2 separate regions of the Homo sapiens genome follow, and region 2 is linked to region 1. A link is a loop called in an ENCODE intact Hi-C map of the cell type or tissue named here. Cell type or tissue: heart left ventricle. All regions are shown on one strand. Links, peaks and the distances in the headings refer to the core of each region. The heading gives the core; the rest is flanking DNA.

Region 1 (2,908 bases), core at 158-2,657:
TCACAACGGCAGTGTTAACATGTGTCTGTGATTATTTGATGAATGCTCGTCAGGCTCTAAGCTCTGTGGGATCAGAAAGTGATGTGTCTCTTTTTCATCTTCACCATTGTGTCTCAGGGCTAAGCATAGTTTCTAGCACTTGGCAGCCATCCAATAGATACTGTTGGCTGAATGAATGTTACAGATGCGTTAGCGCTTTGTGGAAGTTATTAGCCCGTTTTACTGGTGAGGAAACAGTCGCAGAATACCCACAAATATTTCAAAGATCACACACAAATAACAGTCCTTAATACTAATAGCCCCTAAATAATAATGCTGCCGGAGAGAGAATTCCAAAACCGCTCAGCCGAATCCACAGTTCGGGCTCTTCTACCATGTCGGGCTCCTTCCCCTGGGTTGGAAGGGCTCAGGCTGGGGCGGGGTGGGGGAGACAGACAGGAGCCCCTGTGCTGGGTAAGTACCAGTATCTGCGAAGGAGGCACGAACCAGATGAGGCAAAGGTCGTGTCCCCCGCAACTCCGCTGAAATCCTGCCCACCGAGAGGAAGCACAATTATGAGTGAATGGGCTTGTGCGTCCTGATGAGAATCCAAAATCGAGAGGAAGGTGGAAAGAGCCAGGACGCGCTGGGAGGGGATGAAGCTGACGGGAGAAGAAAGGGCTGGGAAGAGGAGGGGTGTTCGGGGTTCTTCTTCTCGTCGTGTCTGCTGCGATGAGACACGATCCTGGGTCCCAACTGCAGGTGTCAAGGCGATTCAGTAAATGACACATGGCAGCCCCGGAGGGTTCGTTCACCTGCACAGGTGGGGCGTCACCGTGGCCTAATCAAATAACTTCTCCCCAATTTGAGGTGGGGCGGGGGAGAGAACTATTTTTGTGGGAAAGCGGTTTAGTAAATAAGGTATATTGGGGCTCTAGAGAGAATTGCAGTGCCACCACCATGGCTATGATCTCCGTCAGGCACCATTTCAACACCTCTCCAAATCAACCATCCCTACAACAGGATTTATTTTCCAATGAGCGAAATCCCCGCCCGCCAACTCCAAGGCGCTTGGATGCGAGCTCTGTGGGAAACAGCAGCGACGAGCAGAGGCTATTTTGGGTGTGGGAACGAGGAGGGAGGAGGGGCGGCGCCGCCAGGCTGGGCGCGGGTGCGCGGGGAAAGCCTCCAGCTCGGGCTGCCACGGCAACCGCGTCCAGGCAACGCGCCCGGAAGCGGCTCCGGCGGCGCGCGGCGGCTCGCGCCCCCCGGGAGCCGCGAACCCGGCCGGGCCGCGCGCCGGGCCAGGCGGCAGGCGCGCGCTGATTGGACGGCGCTCCCCGCGGCGCGGGCCCGCAGCCGGGCGCCCTGCTCAGCCAGCGCCAGCGGCCGCCGCACCCAGCCGCGCCGGCGAGGACATGGGCAGCCGCGGCGCGCCCACCCCCCGCGCCGGTGAGTGCCGCGCTCTGGGAACCCCGGCCGGGCGGCCTCTGGGGCTGGGCGGCGGGAGCTCTCTGGGACGGCCGGTGACCTTGGGGCAGCCTCTCAGGAGATAGGCGTGGGGTAGAGAGAGCTGCGCGTGGCCCATGTGACATGCCGCGGGCGAGAGGGTTAACTGCATGTGACGCGAAGGGCTGAAGTTGGGCACAGAGCGCAACTGGCGTTGCATTTTCGCGGGGGCTGCATGCTAGCGAACCAACCGACGCCCGGAGGGACTGTTTGGGGGAGCTGGGGTGGTGCACGGATTGCCAGGGGTAAAGGCGAGTCAGCCGACCCACTACTCAGAGTGAGTGACCTTGGGTAGGTTAACCATCTGCTCTTCCGCCCCTTCGCTTTTTCTCATCTTTCAAACGAGAGGCTAGGGGGTCTTTGCAGTTCCAGAATGCTGTTGTGCCATCCTACTGCGAGCTGAGAAAGAGCCCTAAAGTACGGTTCTGCAGGTACCGGAGATGCAAAGCTTAACCATGTTTATTCTAGGAGGGGTTTCCATTAATTGGCTCCTAAAGTGGTAAGAAATGTTATCGTTGTCTGGAAGATTATGGAGCAAGCAGTCGGTGGTCCGGAGAATGGCTTCTTAAGATGCACAGGTTAAAACCTCTTTGGTGCCCTAAAGACATGAACAAAATCAGGATTAATGCTCCTAAGTTCTTCTTTCCTGTAGTTAATCTAATAGGAAACTTTGTATTTGAACAGGTAAAATCAAAACCCAATCGTGGCAGGCAGCAGCAAATTAAGTGAGTCATTTCTTCAATGTGCACGAGGTTTATGTGTGTGTGTGCGCGCGTGTGTGTGTGTGCGTGTGTGCGCGTGCGCTCTCGTCCTCAGCTCAAAGTCTGCGTACGGCAGTGTTGGAAATTATTTCATAGGAGTAACCAGAAATAATGCTAGAATGATTCGAATCCACAAAAGTGCAGCTCTCTCAGAAGCAAGGGCAAACATTTGCAACTTGCTTTTAAAATAAGAGGTTTGTAGAGTAAATATATTCTTTATTGAGAACCATCCCCAGATTTGCACATTGTATCTGCCTTCTGGGCCCTGTCACTGAATGCGCGTGTGTGTATGTGTGTGTGTGTGTGTTGGGGGGGGCGGGTTCCTTGGCACTTATAATATTTTTAGCGTTGACTGGTACTAAAAAGGACACTTAGGCCCCCTTCCATATCCACTGTCTATAAACTTCCCTCTTCCACGGAGGGGAATGGAGGACGTACCCTCTCACAGGTACCCCTGGTTGCCCCTTCTGACTTTCTACTTAAAGCTACCCTTGATTTTCATTCGAATCTGATTTCATCTGTATAAGAACGTGGGTTGGGAAGACACAGTTTCCAATGCTAATGAATAAGCTTCTGCAAGCTTGTTTACCTGAGGGCTTAATAACCTTTAATGTGTTACATGTTAGAAATCTGATAGCATACGGATAGAAAAATACTTA
Region 2 (2,908 bases), core at 189-2,688, 190 kb before region 1:
GGCTTCAGAAATGCCTCTGGCCACATTGTCAAGATCTTGTCTGGTGATGGAGAGATGGTAGAGATCATGAACAAAGCTTGCCAGTTCTTCCTTTACCACATCATGACCTTTTTGTTAAACAGATTTGCAGAGATGTCTCTTGACATCCAAAGGTATCACATATGTGGTTTTAATGCACAAATCCAAATTCTGGATTTTGGAGAACAGATTAATGAGCTAAGCAGATATGGGTGGCTCATTTACTGGGCTCACAGGTACCTACCAAGCCTTCAGGTGCTCATTATCATTCTTTTTTTAAATTTTTTAAATTTTTAATCTTTTTTTATTTTTTGAGATAGAGTCTTGCTCTGTCATCCAGGCTGGAGTGCAGTGGTGCCATCTTGGCTCACTGCAACCTCTGCCTCCTGGGTTCAAGTGATTCTCCTGCCTCAGCTTTCCAAGTAGCTGGGATTACAGGTGCCTGCCACCACACCCAGCTAATTTTTATATTTTTAGTAGAGATGGGGTTTCACCATGTTGGCCAGGCTGGTCTCGAACTCCTGACCTCAGGTGATCTGCCCACCTGCTGGGATTACAGGCGTGAGCCACCATGCCCAGCTTCACTATCATTCTTAATGATGCTAATGTAGCTATTGCTGTTGCATTTTTCTGTTGGCACTGCCCAGAGTCTACCTTCACACTTGCCCATTCCTTTATTTCTTTACAGGCTTACTGAAAGTCATACGTCGGCTTCCTCCTCGCCTTTCTAACTCAGGTCAGGCCCTCACTGCTGCAATAGATTTCCATATTCCCTCAACATCCCATCTCTTTTCTACCAATAACCTTATCTTTTTGAACCAGGTGTCAGTGCTATCATGTCTCTGCTCAGAGGCCTGCTATAATATAGAAATAGGCCATAGAGAACCATGAAAAGAAGGGGAAGACTGAGCTCTGGCCCCCAGACAAATCCACTGGATAACAAGTCAGGTAAAATACAGAAACTGCCCAGGTATGGCCATTTGGTGTATAAATGCATCTTCACCTCTTGGTAAGAAATCAAAGCTAATGTGTCAATAAGGTCATGTTCTTCTGTTAACTAAGTCTGTGCGTCATTTATCCTCCGTTGATGACAAGCCCAATCATCATCCTCCTGGGTATGCAGAGAGCATCACGGCCAACAATGACAAAGGGTTAGTTTTAAAAAGCACCTGAGTCCAGCCTGGGCAACATAAGAAGACCCTGTCGCTACAAAAAATTTAAAAATTAGCCAGGCATGATGGTGCGCATCTGTGGTCCCAGCTACTCGCGAGGCTGAGGTGGGAGGATCGCTTGAGCCTGAGAGGCGGAGGTTGCAGTGTGTTGAAATTGTGCCACTGCACTCCAGCCTAGGTGACAGAGCGAGACTCTTTTTCAAAAACTAAAATAAAAAAGCACCTGTATTTGTGGGGACAGAGTGAGAGACTTTAATCCTAGGAGCTCAAGTCCAGGGGTAACTAACCTGGCGAACCTGTCCTGACCTCTGTCCTATGGTATATGGTAGCTATTACATCTCCATTAAAATATGGGAAATTTGAGACCTAGAGAGACATCACTGCTAATAGGTATAAAGAAAGTGCATAAGGTTTGAAGTCAGACAGGGCTAAATTCAAATAGAGGCTCTGCCATCTACTAGTTTTGGATCTTGGAATTCTCTTAAGCCTCATTTTTTAGATGCAGCTTCAAAAAACAATGCCAACAGAGTGGTAAGGATTAAGAGACAACCTATACGAAAGCAACCAGCAGAGGGCAGGCACTCAGGAAGTCTATCTTGCGGGGTCTGATGGTGCTAACAGCAAGAGGTGACCTGAAATCAGGATTTCAAGAGCCTTAGCCCTGGCTTTTAAGCAGAGTGAGCTGGGGGAGCTTGAAAAAAGGTATTAATGCTCCAAGGCCACCACAAATCAGTTGAAACAGAATCTCTGGAGGTGGAGCCTACATATCTGTAGAGCCACTGAACTAGTAAGGCAATTCAGGAATCAGAAATACTTATCCCTAGAAAGTTAAATTGGTGAACCTAGGCCAGCCATGGCAGCTCACGCCTATAATCAGAGCACTTTGGGAGGCTGAGGCAGGCAGATCACTTGAGGTCAGGGGTTCAAGACCAGCCTGGCCAACAGGGCGAAACCCCTTCTATACTAAAAAATACAAACAAAAAATTAGCCAGGTGTCATGGCACACCCCTGTAATCCCAGCTACTCAGAAGGCTGAGGCAAGAGAATCACTTGAACCCAGGAAGCACAGGTTGTGGTGAGCCAAGAGTGTGCCACTGCACTCCAGCTTGGGTGACAGAATGAGACTCCGTCTCAAAAAAAAAAAAAAAAAAAAAAAAAAAGATAAATTAGTGAACACAAGGCATGGTAGATAAAATTAGCATCTATAGGCCGGGTGCGGTGGCTCATAACTGTAATCCTAGCATTTTGGGCGGCCAAGGCAGGTGGATCACTTGAGGTCTGGAGCTCATAACCAGCCTGGCCAACATGGTGAAACCCTGTCTCTACTAAAAATACAAAAAAATTAGCCAGGCAAGGTGGTGGGCGCCTGTAGTCCCAGCTACTTGGGATGCTGAGGCAGGAGAATCGCTTGAACCCGGGGGGATGGAGGTTGCAGTGAGCCGAGATCACACCACTGAACTCCAGCCTGAACGACAGGGTGAGACTCCATCTCAAAAAAAAAAAAAAAAAAAAAAAAGTTAGCATCCATAGAAGCCACTCTTCCTGATTTGTCTGCCAGTGGGCTGAGGAGGAAGGCATAGGAAATATCCAAGGTCAACCCCAGGTGTTTATTCCTTACTAGAAGTTGGCCTAATAGACATCAGGGCTTGGCAGGAGAGAGTGTAGGTTAATGAAAGGGGGTTGACTTACAGCAGAGTCAGGACAGGAAAGTAAACAGC

Evidence for each region. Hi-C counts contacts between places; a loop is a spot of excess contacts. Peaks named below come from ENCODE experiments on the same cell type or tissue, not always from the same donor. Only the 100,000 strongest peaks of a DNase experiment are listed, where the experiment ranks them.
Region 2: it touches region 1 in a loop (2.2-fold over the local background); 2 of 110 quality-filtered maps call a loop at or near these places.

What each region holds. Positions count from the first base shown.
Region 1 is chr15:59,436,852-59,439,759 of GRCh38, forward strand. FAM81A (family with sequence similarity 81 member A) reads left to right here and starts at 1,335. Exons shown (of 9, transcript NM_152450.3): 1 at 1,335-1,431. RefSeq lists a silencer at 1,033-1,562. In heart left ventricle, for the core only: no CTCF peak of the experiment used is centred there; DNase peaks (open chromatin) are centred at 440, 1,150 and 1,580; H3K4me3 peaks cover 1,820 bases; H3K27ac peaks cover 669 bases.
Region 2 is chr15:59,245,805-59,248,712 of GRCh38, forward strand. All of the region lies in intron 4 of MYO1E (myosin IE), which reads right to left. Among named protein-coding and RNA genes, the nearest start is that of LDHAL6B, 40 kb to the left of the region's middle. In heart left ventricle, for the core only: a CTCF peak has its summit at 1,748 (motif pointing right); no DNase peak of the experiment used is centred there.